Regions from separate parts of the Mus musculus genome. Here region 2 is linked to region 1. The links are chromatin loops, found by intact Hi-C in ENCODE. Cell type or tissue: heart. All regions are shown on one strand.

Evidence for each region. Peaks named below come from ENCODE experiments on the same cell type or tissue, not always from the same donor. Only the 100,000 strongest peaks of a DNase experiment are listed, where the experiment ranks them.
Region 2: a loop joins it to region 1, with 4 times the contacts of the local background. A loop is called at or near these places in 9 of 42 quality-filtered maps.

Annotation. Positions count from the first base shown.
Region 1 is chr2:157,601,336-157,609,335 of GRCm38, forward strand. No RefSeq gene overlaps it. Among named protein-coding and RNA genes, the nearest start is that of Platr27, 8.0 kb to the left of the region's middle. In heart, a CTCF peak has its summit at 3,877 (motif pointing right); a DNase peak (open chromatin) is centred at 446; H3K27ac peaks cover 517 bases; H3K27me3 peaks cover 3,075 bases.
Region 2 is chr2:157,985,961-157,993,960 of GRCm38, forward strand. Tti1 (TELO2 interacting protein 1) reads right to left here. Exons shown (of 8, transcript NM_029282.2): 6 at 7,394-7,598; 7 at 7,008-7,095. It overlaps Gm34402 (a long non-coding RNA gene), which reads right to left and starts at 6,997. Exons shown (of 2, transcript XR_375175.1): 1 at 6,182-6,997; 2 at 181-3,971. In heart, a CTCF peak has its summit at 4,195 (motif pointing left); no DNase peak of the experiment used is centred here; H3K27ac peaks cover 425 bases.

The DNA.
Region 1 (8,000 bases):
GTTACATGAAGACTTTGGTCACCTTCCAAAGGCCCCACTTTGCAACATTGTCACATGGGTGATTCAGCGACCTGATACCCTGCAAGACAAATGCTTCTTCAGTAGCGGGTCCCTTCCATGGAATAAGACCTCCTTCCTCCCTCCAAGACCACACCACGCTTGTGTCTGCATTTCTCCAGAAGTTGCGGGGCCTAAGGCATTCTTGTCCTCCTTCCAAGAATGTCTTGCTTTTGAGCTATAGAATAGACGATTCTGGAAAGCAACTGGGTTCAAGGCATTTATGGGAGAAGGGCTCCCTGGGTGGCCTTGGATGAAGCCAATCTCATGTTTTTCCTGCTGTACTTGTCAAGAATGACAAGAATGTCTACTGGGCAGGATGTCCTGAGATAAGAGTTGTCTGAAACTGCCTGTACTCTGTCATGCCCCATCCCCACCCAGGGCGAGCCCAGGGCAGGCGGGCTGAGTTTTGAGTCTCTCCAGCTGCAGTGTTAAGTGGGAGCAGCATATGAGATGCTGTCTGCCTCAGTCACTGTGTTGAGCCTTGGAAGACCCACTAGTCTAGTTGTGACCCCTGGAAGTCTCAGGTCATTTCATGTGATGTGATGTGACGTGTGTATGTATGTAAATGTAAGAATATACATGTATGTGGCAAAATATGTGTATGTATATATGAGTATGTATGGAGAAAGCAGATATGTGTGTTGAGTGTGTATAAGAGTGTGAATGTGTGTGTGGGAGGGTGTATACCAAGTTACTCCACAGATTTCAGGCTCCCACAGGGTGGCTTGTTCCTAGAGCAGCTTCAACGGACCCTGCAGTGGGTCCTGAATGTTTCTTCAAGCAGGTGGTCGCCCTTCAGAATCTGATCTGCCTGGTGGCCATGTGACCTCAGTTCTCGGATGGATTCAAGGAAAGTTACAATTTTGAAGAGGTGTCTGTCTCTCTTTCCGGCAGGGAGGGAGATGCTCTGCCACAGCCGCCCATTTTCTAGGGAAATGGAACCTCCTGGGAATCAATCTCTTAAGACTCAGGAACTTTGATTTGTTTCTAACAAAGCGACCATATGGAGCCTCGAATGAAAACAATACCATACACAATGTTTCCAAAGAGAGAGAGACTCACACACCTGCAGAGAGTGTACTTAGAAAATTACAAAATACTGAAGGGCAGAATCAGAGAGGTTTTAAGTGGCTGACTGTGCTCCTGGATCCGAATTAACATAGGAAAATGGCAGTTCTCCCCAGATGATCTACATTTTTAGTGCAATTCCCATAAAAATCCCAGAAAAGCTTTCCATAGGCATAAAAAACAAACCAACCAACCTATTTTAATGTCTATGTAGAAAGGCACAAGCCCCCAGATCATAAAGCCCAGGAGAACAAAGTGGGGGAATAACTTGAATTGATAGCTATGGAAACCTAGTCAGTGCTGTGCTGGCAGAGGGGTAGACATGGAATGGACAGGCATCCTGCTCAGAGCAGAGGCAAAGGGATTGCCTGGTGTGTGAGGTTCTGGGTTCCATCCCTAGCAACCCACCCCCGACCCCCCACCCCCCCACCCCCCCACCCCACAGGAGAGGAATAGACTAGAGAAACCCAAAGCAGTAGCATGCAGTGGTGCTCACCAGCAATCCCAGCCACCAGGAAGCAGAAACAGGGGTATGGGGAGTTCACAGTCAACTTCAGCTGCAACCTGGGCTCATGAGACTCTCAACTCCCTCTCCCTCTAGGTGGGCATGCATGTGCAACAGTGGCTCTCTGCCTGTGGGTCTTGACCCCTTTGGGATCAAATATCAGATATTTACATTGTGATTCGCAACAGTTGCAAAATTATACTTATGAAGTAACAACAAAATAGCTTTATGGTTGGAGGGGGTGGGGGGTGGGGGTGGGGGTGGGGGTGGGGTGGGGTTCGCCACAGCATGAGGGACTGTATTAAATGCCCTGGCATTAGGAAGGCGGAGAACCGCTGATGTGGAAGCCTGAGGTTGGTTGATTTTGTGAATTATCTCCCATTGCTCTTTTACCTTCTTCACTGAGGCAGGGTCTCTCAGTGAGTCCCAGGAGCTTGTGGGAATGGCAGTGCACTCCCTCATGTTGTACTGGCTACTTTTAAGTCAACTTGACACAAGCTAGCTTCTCTTTGGAAGAGGGAACTTCAACTGAGAAAATAACCCCACTTGACAGGCCCCTGGGCAGGTCTGTGATGTATTTTCTTTCTTTTTTTCTTTTTTTTTTTTTTTGTGATGTTTTTTCTTGATTGATGAATCCTTAGTCCTGAGGGCCCAGCTCACGGGGGCAATGTCACCCTTGGGAGGTGGTTCTGGGTGCTATAAGAAAGCAGGCTGAGCAAGCCATGGGTGAGCAAGCCAGTAAAAAATATTCCCCATTGCCTCTGCATCAGCCCTGCCTCCAGGGTCCTACCCTGACTTCCCTTGGAGTTGTAAGCTGAAATAAACCCTTTCCTCCCCAAGCTGCTTTTTGGTCATGGTGTTTTATCACAGCAATAGACCCCTAACTAAGACACATAAACTCACAAATGAAAACATTAGCACATACTCTCTCTCCCTCTCCTCCTCTCTCTTCCTCTCCCCCCCACCCCAACACTTGCAGGTAATGAGCTATGACAGAAAGGTTTGTCCTAGCTCATGGCTCTGGCCCAAGGAGCAAAGAATAGCTCTGCAGATGGCTTTGTTGACAGAGTTCTGGTGTGGCACAGGTAAGATACAGGAAGCAGGTGGCAGAATCGGCCACACTGGTTCTTACAGCAAGCCCACTCTTCTGAGAAACTATTAATTCCTTCAAACTCCAATCTCACAAATAAGTCTATCTACACAGTGGGGGTGGAGCCCCAGCCACCTTGTGATGGTCCCACCTCTTAATGGAGTACCATGAGGATTAAATTCAACGTGAGATTCTGGGACAAGGCATACTGGTGCCACCCGCATAGGGGTATGTGGTTTTATTCCTTTCCCATGTTAGTAGCAATTGATGGGTTATTGACTAGCCTTGCTTTATCTGTGTAATTGCTTATTCCCCTGCCCCGTGCACGTGTGTGTGTGTGTGTGTGTGTGTGTGTGTGTGTGTGTGTGTAAGCTCGAAGTTGACATCAGGTGTCTTCTTCCTTCCTTAGTCTCTTCTCTATTTATTGAGGCAGACTCTCTAGCTGAGCCCAGAGCTTGCTAATTCCACCTAGTCAACTTAGCCAGCTTGCTCCAGGGATTCCCCTGCCTCTGCCTATAGGAGTTGCAGAAATTACATTTTAGCTAGCCAGCTTTTAGTTTCTTTCTCCTTTTGACCATAATTCCATGGAGGTCAGGGCTAGGGCTGGACCTGCTCTGCCCATAAGAACTGCTCAGCAAGCACAAGGCACTGTCTATACCGTGAAAAGCTAGCAACCCTAATGTCAAATCTAAGGGCTTGCACCAGGACACTGGATCCTGGTATTCTTCTTTCTCCCCTACAGGCCAAAGTCCCCGAGGGCGGGAGAGCACCCAGAAGAGGCCTGAAACCACAGCCTGAGTGAGGGCTGGTGAGATGCTGAGATGGGTGGTGCCCCTGCCTCCTTGCTTGTCCCTGGGGAAGCCTGGCCCCATCTACATCCTCCTACCCCAGGGGAACTAGGTACACAAAGCCCTATCTGCATTTCTACCAACAGTAGCATTTTACTTTGTAAATGCCATCTGCTCAAGTATAGGGGAGCTGGCATCGTGGCAGCTCCCCTATACTTGAGTGGTCTGCACCTTTGGGGCGGTGGGTGTTTACCTGTCTGTGAATTTCTCCGCAAAGGACTTTCCGGACAGTGATTAGAACTTGCGCCCCCTGTCAAGTCGGGTCTCAGGCAGGTGAAGAGTCTGGCTGCGTGTTCACCGCTCTCCACCAGGGGGCGCCAACGCTCCGCGGAGAGACCACGCTCAGACCGGCTGAGGCTATCGCATCCCCTCTGCTCTGAAAAATAAAGTGAGATTGTGGAAGGAGACTACTTAATCTTTTAAATCCCAGTTCCATAACACAAAACCTCTCTTTAGACTTCATGGGTGCACACGTGGAGAAAGTAGGGAGTGCTTTTCCCTAACTGGGCTGCCTAGAGCCACTCATAAGCAAGGGCTTGGATTTAATGACCCCTCTCCCTTCAGAGATCTGAAGCTGCTAAGGAAGTGTGTGAGCCACCGTTCATGCCCCCTCCTCTCCATGTTCTGTAACACAGGCATCTTGGGAAACAGATACCTCCTGCTCCCTTCCTGCCTCTCTAACATCCTTTCTCAACCCCGAGACTTCAGAGGTGGCTGGGCACAGCCAGAGGTCTTGCCCATTCCCAGATTTTGTGTATCTGGACAGTGAGACAGCCATCTGAGTCCAAGGTTGGATCTCTCAGGATGTGCTGTGCAATCAGGTGCTCTCCCCCTACTCTTCCAGCCCCCACTGTGGGCCAGGCCTTCTGCTGCTTGCTAGGCACAAGGCAGGAAACAGGGAAGCCAGGCTTTGTCTCAGGGTCTGCCTTTCCAGGGGTGGGAGAGATGGTCTAACTAGTGAGCACCAGTTACAGATAGTAATGATAGAAGCCACAATGGGAACTAGGCAAGGCCATGCACATCTGCAATCCTAGTTTGTGAGAGGCTAAGACTGAAAAATAGCAAGTTTGAGGCTAGCCTCGGTTACATAAAAAACATCCTGTCTTAAAAATTAATCGATTGGGGGACTGGAGAGGTGGCTCAGCAGTTAAGAGCACCGACTGCTCTTCTAGAGGTTCTGAGTTCAATTTCCAGCAACCACATGGTGACTCACAACCATCTGTAATGGGATCTGATGCCTTCTTCTGGTGTCTGAGGACTGCAACAGTGTACTTGAATATGTATGTATAATCATTTTTTTAAAAGAATAAATTTCTTTTTAAAAACCAGCTGATTCATTGATTGATTAAGTGGAGAAAGGCTAACGATGCAGCGTTTAAGCCATGAGCTGGGAGATGCGGCCTAGCCACATCGAGGCCAGGCAAGCAGGAGCGACACAGAAAAGGAAAGATCAGAGTCGTTCTCCTGAAAGCGTCTGTGGTGCTGGGTGGGATCTGTTGGGAGCCCGAAGTCCCTAGGAAACTGATGGCATAATTCAGGGGGTCTATGGGTGGACGTTACAGCAGGGTTGAGAGGGAGGAGACAGGCAAGGGTGCTGGCTGGTGGACAGAGGCACCTTTGACCAAGGTGTGTGTGTGTGTGTGTGTGGTGGGGGATGGGGGAGGCTTGCATGAACTGTAGGCAGAAGGCAAACCAGAACAGAATCTTGGACTCCACCCCTCCTCCTTTGCCCTGCTCTGGGGTGGGGGTCAGTGTGGGAGATGGGAGTCGTGAGTGGGTGAGTGAGTTGAAGTTCTACAGGCAAGTATTGGGCTCCAGATCTCAGCCTGGCCTCAGATCACACTGGTTGCATGGCAGACCTCATCCTTGAGTCCAGATGAGGCTGAGAACTTCTCAGCTGCACCAACTCTTGGAAAACCCCTGCACCAGAGCACTCTGGTGACCTTTGACCTCCTCTTCCAGACCCAGGTGAGGGCTGAGGCAGTGGCGGGGAATGCCAGTACAACGAAGCATCTTTATCTTTTGACCTCATTTCTAAATTATCCTCCACACAGAGAACAACATGATTCTTGTGCACCTAGGAAAGCGGCCACGGGAAGTCTGTAGCCAGTGACCTAGCCTGCATGGGTTTCACATGGCCTAGACACCCTTTGCCTGGGCAGGCTGGAGAGGCCTGTGGGACATTCTCTTTCTTCGAGCTTTGTGGGACTCCTCCTTCAGGTCCCATCTCCTTTAGTGCAAGCGAACCTGGCTGAGCCATCTCCTTCCACTCTGGGGCTGTCCCTATCTGAGCTCACTACTCATCCTGCTGGCTCCACCTATAGATGGAGCACTGGGCTTCAGAGGGTACGGTATGTGCAGCCCGCCCAAGGTCAGGTAGCAAGCACATGCCCTTAAACTTCCACTGGTATTCACTGTGATGGTCACAGAAGATGCTGCTCAAATCTACCGTACAGCAGATCACCTCTGAATAGCAGGAAACCACAGCTACTCAAAAAGATCACACACATCTCTTTAGAGGACCAAGAAAACACCCAAGTGGGGCCTGGGCACGAGGCTGGGGTTACATTTAAAACCCTACAACATGATTCTGAGATCCCCTTCCCAAAGTCAGCTCTCTCTCTCTCTCTCTCTCTCTCTCTCTCTCTCTCTCTCTCTCTCTCCCTGGAAATGCCTGGGAAATGTCAATGGCAGCCCTTCCCTCCTCCCTTGAGTCGCATAGCAGCTCAAATATATTATACATATTAAAAGAATATATTCTCTGGCAGCCCTGAAGGGGATAATGAAACCTATATATATATATCTATATATTTATACACAATGGATTGTCTGGGAATGCTCCAAATATCCCTCCAGCTGTGGCAATCCTTTGATATATGGTGCAGGACTGACGCCTCCCCACCAGCGCCTGGCGGGAGACATTAAAGATTAAAAAAAAGAAAAAAAAAAGAAGAAGAAGAAGAAGAAGAAGGAAGGAAGCAGAGAAGGAGAAGAAAAAGAACACAGCTGCCTTCGCCTGTGGCTGTACAGCAGGAAGCTGTGTTTAAATATTAAAACCACCCATCACCCAGCCCAGCTGTCCACCCCCTCCAGCGGCCTGGGACTGCGCGGAGCCTCCTATAGCTTTGAGAAAGTGGGAGCTGAGTGCAGACTGTGGAGTCCAGCCCTAGTGATGGACTGGGGGTGGGGGAGTGGGGGTGGGGTGGGGTTCCAAGTCAGACCTCCCTCAGCCTTCAGGCTTGTCTGGGTTCGTCTGGGGGAGGGGCCTGCTGTGGGAGTGAGGGAGGCTGCAGACAGTTTGAGGATTCTTCCTGAGTGGTGCTTTGTCTTGGTAGGACCTTGTCCTACACCCTGAGAGATCTGGACATTTCAGAGGCGTTTCTGACATTACCTGCCACTTTGGGGGCATCTCTGAGGAGTAGGGGAATCCTCTGAATGGGCAGAGAATTCTTTTATCTCACTGCTGACTCTTCGGGGTCCCTGGCAGGGTGTGACTTCTTTTGTGTCTCCAGTGTATACCGGAGAGGCGCCTTGTAGCTGTCTGTTTATGATCAGGGGCAAAGGAAGATTTGCTCTGTCCACCAGCATGATTAGAGGCGTTCAGAGTCGAGCTTTGGGAAGGGTCTTGCTTAGAGACAAGCTCTGGACACTGAAGGAATTCAAACAGGTCAAGGGAATGAGGATGCTAGCGAGAAGTTCAACAATTGATGGGAGCCGGCTGTGGCGTCCCCTCTGGTCTCACACGTCTGTGATTCTAATTTCTGGTGATTATAGAGAACTTCTGAATGGCTGGGGAGAGGGAGAGAGCAAGCAGTTCCGGACCCTTCGTGCCTGTGGAAAGTGTTGGCACATGGCCTTGCTTCCTAGGTGCCTCTTAGGGTGAGTTCATTCCAGGGTTAAAAGACACAGTCTACATCATCAGTTTGGATGCACACCAAATACTTTTTTTTTTTCCTTTTCTGAGACAGGGTTTCTCTGTGTAGCCCTGGCTGTCCTGGAATCACTCTGTAGACCAGGCTGGCCTCAAACTCAGAAATCTGCCTGCCTCTGCCTCCCAAGTGCTGGGGTTAAAGATGATGCGCCACCACTGCCCGGCTTACACCAAAATTTCATCTCCTCACTTGGAAGGGCAGAGATTAGTTCCTGCTCCAAAGAAAACAGCAGGCAGGCCTGCCATACCCAGCCAAGTGCAAGCCCTGTGCAGACTCAGGCACAGATCTTCCACCAGGGTTTGTCAGTACGGTGTGAATGATGTTAGGAAGGACATTAGTTCACTCAGTCTCTCTTGAACCTAAATGTGAGCCTCTTCAGGCCGGGATGCTTGATGTATGATTACAAAATCTAAAATTTCTGTAAGTGAACAATCTTGAGCCCCGGTGAGCCCTGGAGAGTCAAGAAAGCTTTCTGGCCGATCGCGGTGGGTAAGGCT
Region 2 (8,000 bases), 380 kb after region 1:
CTTTGACCCCCAGCTCTGGGGCCACTTCCCACCCAGTCTTTCTACAAAGTCAAGCCAGAAGACAAAGGCAAGCCCTCTGCTTTGAGTGACCAAGGCAACTGCTTGGACTGAGTCCCCAGTCTATCTTCAGACATGGCAGCGAAGGACGGTGTTGAACACGCCAAATGGCCAGTTTCACCATTTTTTCAAACCCATAGAGAAACAATTTCTGAAAAATATACATACACTATTTAACTCCTAAATGAAACTCCTTTCTCCTTCCCTCAGGCCCAAATTGGTGGCTCCAGGGAGCACAGTTATCAAGAGATTACCTGGTCCTCAGAGCGCAGGAGGCACTCAGCTGTGCCTCATGCCTCCACATGTCCCGAGGCAGGTGATTATCTCTCAATAACCTGTAGGGCTGTGTAGCTTAAATGATAACTTGACTTTAAAAAATTTAGAACTCGCCGTTAGGCAGTTTCTAAGCAACCTCTGTTTCCATGGCAAAGAAGCCTGGTGTTTATACTGATTTTTCACTTAAAATGCGGTTTTATTGAATTTTACTTCATGCAGGCAGCCATTTCCCTGCACTTCAGCCCTATCTACAGTTGACGGTATCAGTAAGTACCTAATAAACTCCAGAGGCCAAACCAACAGAAGAAAAGCATCCCTTCAGGATCAGCACTGTGGTTCTCCAGTGAGCCACCCGGGGTATGGTGGCCTAGGGAGGCAGGAAGTGTGTGAATGGCAGGGCCTTATCTTTGTGGCTGAGACATTTGCAAGTATCCTATCAGCCCAGATACTGTGCTAGGTCTCTGGGATGCTGCAAAGGTGGCAGAGGAAGGCTGTGGTTTCAGGGTCTCATCTGCTGGGTAAGGTGGAGTATGGCTAGGCCATCCCAGAGGCCCTCTGTGGATGCAGCCAGGGACAGGTTCCTAAGGAGAACACATGGCCAATAATGACTCCAGGGGCAGATGGACAGTTGTAACATGCTGCCTGGCTTCTACAGGCCACCACAGATCTACAGCACAGGCACTGGATTATCTAGCCCCATCCACAGTAGCAAAACCTAAAAGAAGTACCTGGTCACAGCAATAGAGCATGCCTCCAGCATCTGTCTAGACAACATCTGCTTAAACTAGACTCCAGAAATCAGTCAGCCAATCAGGGTCCAGCATAGCTAACTAAACTGTAGCTGAGGTGCAGGGCTCCCAGCTCTCCTAGTGACAGGCTATTCTTTCTCTTGTCAATTAATTGTTTGAAGGATCTGATGTTCCCTTTCTTTTTCTGGATCTATAAAATGCTCTCAGGAGTTGTCAGGGCAAATGTCAGAGGTAAAGAACGTGTGGCTCTGTGATCTGTTTGTTTATTTGAGATGTCTAAGGAAGTAGCTTTGGGATATCTCCTTAGTAGCATGTTACATACTCTTTCCACATGGGCCTGCACAAAGGTTACCAAAAAGCAAACCTACTTACTGGAAAGCAGGCCGCTGTTCCCTCTCTGGCAGAACAGCCTCCATACTCCTCTTTCTCTGGCCATCTCTTCTTCCATTACTCTGAGCATGCCAATACTGCAAATGAGGCTGAGCGCTGCCTTTTAAACAAATGGATGCCAGGGCATCGAATTGTCCCAGCCAGCCAGCAATGGGGCTATGTTCCCATACTCAGTAATTTACTCTAATGGGTCTTGGTTCATTGGTTAACCAGTATTTCAAGCCTGTCCTTTCCTGCTATTCAATTTTGCTATATTCCTCTGCACCAGAGCTGTTTTTTTGTTTCTAAATGCTGGGGATGGGGGGATTATGACTGGAAGCAACAATTTACTCTCCAAATACATGCTACCAATTACCTTTGCAGCTACACTTACTTGTTAGACCTAACTATATTTACCTGTTCAAAACCATTCATCCATAGATCGACCTCCAACACGCACACTCAGAGACTCCTATTAAAAATATTTAAATGCAGTGAGGACAGGATTTAAAACCATAAACACTAGTAGCAGCGTATGATGCTAATCATACCCCTAAAGTATCACAAATGCAGTAGAATACTTCATGCATATTTAAAAGGGTCTGACATGGAGAGGTCCAATCTGTTAGAGACAATTCAAAAGGAAGTCAGAACCAGGCAGGGTTTAAGTCCTACTGGGTGGGTTTTAAATGCAGCCCCTTCCATCTGGCTGGCTCTTCCATCTCCAGGCTAAGGTCCCATGACAGTGCTGCTGTCCACTGGCTTCAAAGCTGATCTGAGCACTTGCTGGCATATTCAGAGGCCACGTGCAGTATTTCCTGCCCCTACCAGAAAGATGATATTTTTTGTGATAATCTATGTGACTTGCCCTCTCCTACTCAAATTATTTTTTTTCTATGACCCATGCTTTGGCACTAGGCCAGCAGCTCCCATTGATGGGCAACATAACAACTCTTAGAAATGTATTTCTGTGGGGTATGATGGCACATGCCTGTGATCTTGGTACTTGGCCACTGCATGCACATATACAGGCAAGCATCACACATAATGGCAAACAAGCAGGTTAGCAATCTCATGACATACCACAGCATCAGGGAAGTACAGGCAACACATGGTTTCAGTAGTGCGATATCCCTGCCTTCATTTCAGAAAACCAGTAACCTGCTTTGTTTGTAATCTGCATGGCAGATGTCTCTTATCTCTGACACCATAAAATCACGCCTCTGTGTGCACAGAGAACAGCTTCAGATCTGAGTGTATTTTTAGAACAATGGGCCTTGAAAAGAAAAGCAGCAGTGGCTGTCAAAGATGGATAATAGGAAAGCTAACTACTTGGGTCTGGATTTGTCAACTATTAATCAAATGTCAAAAGGAAAAATATGAGGAGTGCCCTCATTTCCATGCCGGTGCAGTCCAGGGGAAACGGCTTTGTAGGCAGGCTTCAAATGAGCTGCCCCTCATCCCCATTCAGGAGACCAGGTATTCATTTTGAGCTAGCCTAACTAGTGGTTCACCCCTGTGGCTCCTGATCTGTTCAAACAGACAGGTCTGTGTGTGGCGTAGAGAGGAGTCGGGCTCTGGCAGGGATGAAATGAGGAGCCTATGCTAGTCTGCATTGTCCAGGGTTTGAAGGCACCGGCTGGTTCTTTGATGGGCTGGGATCCTACTGCTAGAAACTGAACAGGGAAGTCAGTTGATAAATGAACCTGCTCCTGACTTCCTCCACAAATGCAGGAGGGGTGAGGTGCCCCAATTAACATAAAAAAGACTCCTCTGAGAAGAAAGCTCACTTCAGATGTTAGTGACAAGTAGATTTAGAAGGAAGGATGCATCCAGATGTATGCACGTGACATGCCCAGCACACATACATTTGGTCAGTGTATATACACATGTAACATGAGGGCAGAGGCCTCCTGTCTTCTTTCCTCCTTTTTCAGTACCCAGACAGTCCTTGGCATGCAGAGATCATTGCACAATTTTCAGAGTTGACTTTCTGACTACATAAAAAGAACTCATCTGTACAAAGACCCTGTGAGGGGGCATCACCATCAAGTGGTGAAGGAGGAATGAACACCATACTGCCCTTCCACCTCCCACCCAGGACTAGGGAATAACAGCATCAACACTAGCACTGTGAAAGGTATGCCAGCATCCCTAACTAGGGTCTGGGGTTGGCAGAGACCAAGCAGCCTGGGAGCTCTGCCTGTCATGAAACTCACTGGGCACAGGCTTCATGTTTTTACCAGAAGATATTGCCTAGTTTTATTTGCTTTTGGTCCAGAGTGAAGGTGCATATGATATAAGACCTCATTGCAGGACAGAGAGCCTCAGAGGCTAGGAGGAGATTGGCACACTGAGTACACGGACTCAAAGGAAAACTGAAATTGGGATGGGGTGGTGAGCGGAGGGCAGGGGGTTGCTTTCCTCTGGAATTCTTTTCAGTATGAAATTGCAAAGTTCCAGTGGTCAAAAGGGCACAGAACTGCATGCTGGGAGACATCCTGGAGGCTTCTGGGCTGCCTGGGAAGGTAAATCAGTTAAGTTTGCTTCTGCTTCTGCGTAGGTGGGGCCGGGCTAACCCAGGGCTTCCTCTTACTGACACTGACCTTTCCTGGTTTGTTGGCTACTCTTCCCATGCCCTTAAATATGATTTACTTATCTGTCATCCATTAAAGTTACTTAACTGCATGGGACCTGAAGGAGCTCCCCACCCCCATCACAGTTAACAGTGACACCTGGTGGTAATAAGCAGCAAGGCTATTTCCTGCCCCCACCACTCCCCCAAGTCAAAAGATTTATGCCCCTCCTTACAAGGCACATTTGCCAGATAAAAGCATTAAACTGGAATGGCATCTCCACTCTTAGCATTTACAGCCTTGGTTATATCAACCATCCCCTGATCAATTTCCATTTCCAGAGTTTACAACCTAGATGTAAAAGCCTGCCACGAAGGCTATATTTAATATGACAAATTAAAATAGCAAACAGAGGCTTGGTCATTCTTTGAAGCCAGGGAAAGCAAACAAGAGGAAGGAAGGAAAACCCAGCTGTGATGTGGATGAAAGAACTCTTCATCAGTTGCCACCTTGGTACTCCACTCCACGATGGCTCTGAGACCCACAGAAACACCTACTCCCAGGCATGCTGCTTGCCGCCCTGTAGAAGGCAGGGCACTCAGAGCAGTCCCTGGCCTTCCAAGCACCCTCACTAGCTCTCTGGCAGACAGAGGAGCAGGGTGGGGCCGTTCTGACTTACCCTGTTACTTCTGGAGTCGAAACTGAGGTCTGTCTTTTTATAAAACCTGCTACAAGCTCCTTAAACACAGCAGTTTTTCCTTCTCCCATGACAGTGTGTGTTGTGTTACTCTGACTATTATGTGGTGAACACTGAGGGGCAGAGGAAGAGGCTCCTGTGGTGGCTCAGGTCATGGGTTACGGTGCCCTGACTACATTGGAACTTGAGTAGGAGAGGAACAGTGAGTTTTCCAAGTGGGCAGACAGGCGTTATCTTAGGAAGGGACACAGGGATTAAGGAAAGAGAACAAGGATGAACCAGCTGAGGATAGGGCCTCCATCTTACTCTCTCCTCAGGACCACCATGACTGCTTCAGTACAGTCAGCCCCACCTGGCCACTCTCTCCAATGGTGTGTGGCTGAGGACACCAGGCCTGTCTACTGCCTTGGGTGGCTCCTCCTATTTAGAAAGCTCATTAATTTTGAGTCACGATGCCAAATCAGCTCCTGATCAAGCACGGCACTAATTCTCCCCTCCCTCACCCCCTTCAGCAGAAGTCTGCAGATGAGCTGTGGGTGAAGCAATCAGCCTTGTACTTCCTCTCCCTCCCAGGAGGCAGAGACGGCCATCTGACTCAACCCAACCTCTGCTGCAAGAGAAGGTGCGGAAGCAAGCAGAGGCAGCTGCAGCCAAGTGGTCTAGCTGCATCCCCCTCCTCCAGGCACCTCGAGCACCAGCTTAAGATTCAGCAAGGTCTGATTCCGGGTTTAATTGCTTTCAGTGGCAAAAAAGAATGAGAAGTGAAGAGATAAATGTATTATGAATATCACCTTATTTGACGGCTCTAAACGTGAAAGATGGGATGCAGTGAATGTAGGAAAAGCAGACCGGGATGGGAAGCATAAACATCAGATTTTTTTTGTTTTGTTTTTTTTGTTTTTTCGAGACAGGGTTTCTCTGTGTAGCCCTGGCTGTCCTGGAACTCACTCTGTAGACCAGGCTGTCCTCAAACTCAGAAATCTGCCTGCCTCTGCCTCCCAAGTGCTGGGATTAAAGGTGTACGCCACTGTCTGGCTTAAAAAAAACATCAGATTTTTATAAGACAAAGGCACCACCTTACGTCACAGTGCAGCAGCTTTGGCTGGGCCCCGGGATGAGCACTCTCACCTCATGCCGGCTCTTTAAGAAACAGGGGTGCCGGTGGATACGGAGCTCCCTTAGCTCCAGAAACCATGATTGATTCTGGGTATAAGAGATTCGACAGGAAAGGGACAGAAGGAAATAAAGCTACCAAGGAAATCAGAAGCAAAGAATTGCAAAGACAATAAATCAATTCCAAAAGATATTCCCCTCACTTGTAGGGAGTGCAAGGTTTATAAGGGAGCAGGCCACTCTCCTATTCCACAGTCAGAGCGGCATTCCCAGCTCCTTGAGTGGACTGGAGGAGTCATCTGACTCCCACCCCAGCAAGGATGATCAGCACTAACTCCAGTTACCTGGGGAGAAGGGGCTCTGCCCAGAGGAAGCTGGCAGCCCAGGCGGCCCTGGCAGCAGATGTCCAGAGGCAGGTCGCTGCACAGCACAGCCTGTTCCCAGTAGGCAGGAGGGCTGGGCAGAGGAGGCCAGGACGCACTCTGGGTCTCAAGGTGAGGACACTGTTGTGCTTAGTTTTGACTTGTACAAAAAATCACTTAGACCTTGAGGAACCAAAATAGCCTGCATCAGAGGTACTGCTATTCTCTAACAGGCATAGCCCAAACGCTGGGAAATTAGGTTCATGTAATTTTGGATTCCAAAGGTCTCGAAAGTTGTTCTTCGGGTCAGCTTATTGCCAGAAGCAGCTGAGTGGTATAGGGTCCGGACACAGGCATGCATCTGCCTGCACCACACCCAGTTTTGCACAGTCTTCTACCATATAAGACTTTGTGTAGAGATAGTCACAGCACACCTAGCGCTTTCCTTCGGCTTTGCTATGAGGGAGCAGAGACGTAGTAAGGTGTTGGGTCACTGATCACAAGGTACAGAGTAGAGAGTTGGAAGCCCTCCAGGCAGGAGGGTTTGGGTTCCCTCCAGCACCCAACCTTTCTGCTTTGTGTCCCTCTAGAATTGTTGCTGACATTGCAGCACAGAAAAAGGTCTCCTGCAAAGAGAAAGCACCTAGTCAAAATACCATCCTTGGAGTTGGCACAGCTAAAGAAATCATCTTAACCTGGCAAGGAGAGAGAAAAGGGAGCAGAAATTGCCTCAACTCTGCCCACTATTAGCAAATCATCTATAATTTAGAACAGACGTAAAGAGATGCAGGTGATGAAGCAGACTTACCTCCTGGCAGCCTCTTGTAATTTCACGGGCTGTTTGGTACTGAGGTAAATCACGCAGGCATCAGCCACTTTATTCAGGTCACCCTCACCTGCAGGGTAGAAAAACAAAACAAGCCTCAGGCTCTCAGACTGCATTTGGGACAAGCAATAACCAATCACTGTCTAGGGACCTAAGATTAGCCATGCAAGGCCCTTAAAATTCTTTATACTTTCCAGCAAACCAGGAATACTCTATAAAGTAAAAGGCCAGGTAGGGGGCTAGGGCAGAATGAGGGAGGTAGGTGTCCAAGAAGGGAGGTGAGGGACACAAGCTCCAGTCAGAGGATGCAAAGAAGGGGCATCGAGTCACGTGCAAGTTCTGGGGCTGGGAGACCACGTGGTACCTACCCAAGTCCAGATTTTCACAGAGGGGGCCCAGGCCCTGCAAGACAGCCAGCTGTAGCTTGAAGGCCAGTGTATGAGAATAAACTGGTCCAGCCCTGGCACTGATGGGGGCCTGGGTGATTAAGGAGCTGGTCAGTTTTGGCAGGACATCTTTACAGAACCGACTCCGGAGAAAATCGCCACATCTGCTTCCAAGTGTCTGTAAAACCTGCAGAAACAGTTCCCAACCTGGTGACTGCACACTGCTAAAGCAGCAAGAGGGCTGGAACATGCTTGGTAATTCAATTCTATCTAGGTCTCTACTTAGAAAAAAAAAAAAAAAGAATTACTGCCATTAATTCCTTGCCCATGGTTTGTGATTCTGACAGTTATGAATTCAGAGGTCTCTGCTTCCAAGGCATAGATGCTTCTATCCATAAATACAAATTACATAGAGAGTAATTCTGAGGGAGCTTTGGTTGGATGAATAATATGATTAATACCTTGATTTCCTCTCCTTTTTGGAGGGAGGGAGGGAGGGGCAGGGAGGAAGACCGAGAACCTAAAGCCGTTCGTTCGTGTAGATCGAGATCATCTCTAGAATCTCCCTAAGACCCCCTGAGAAGACCGG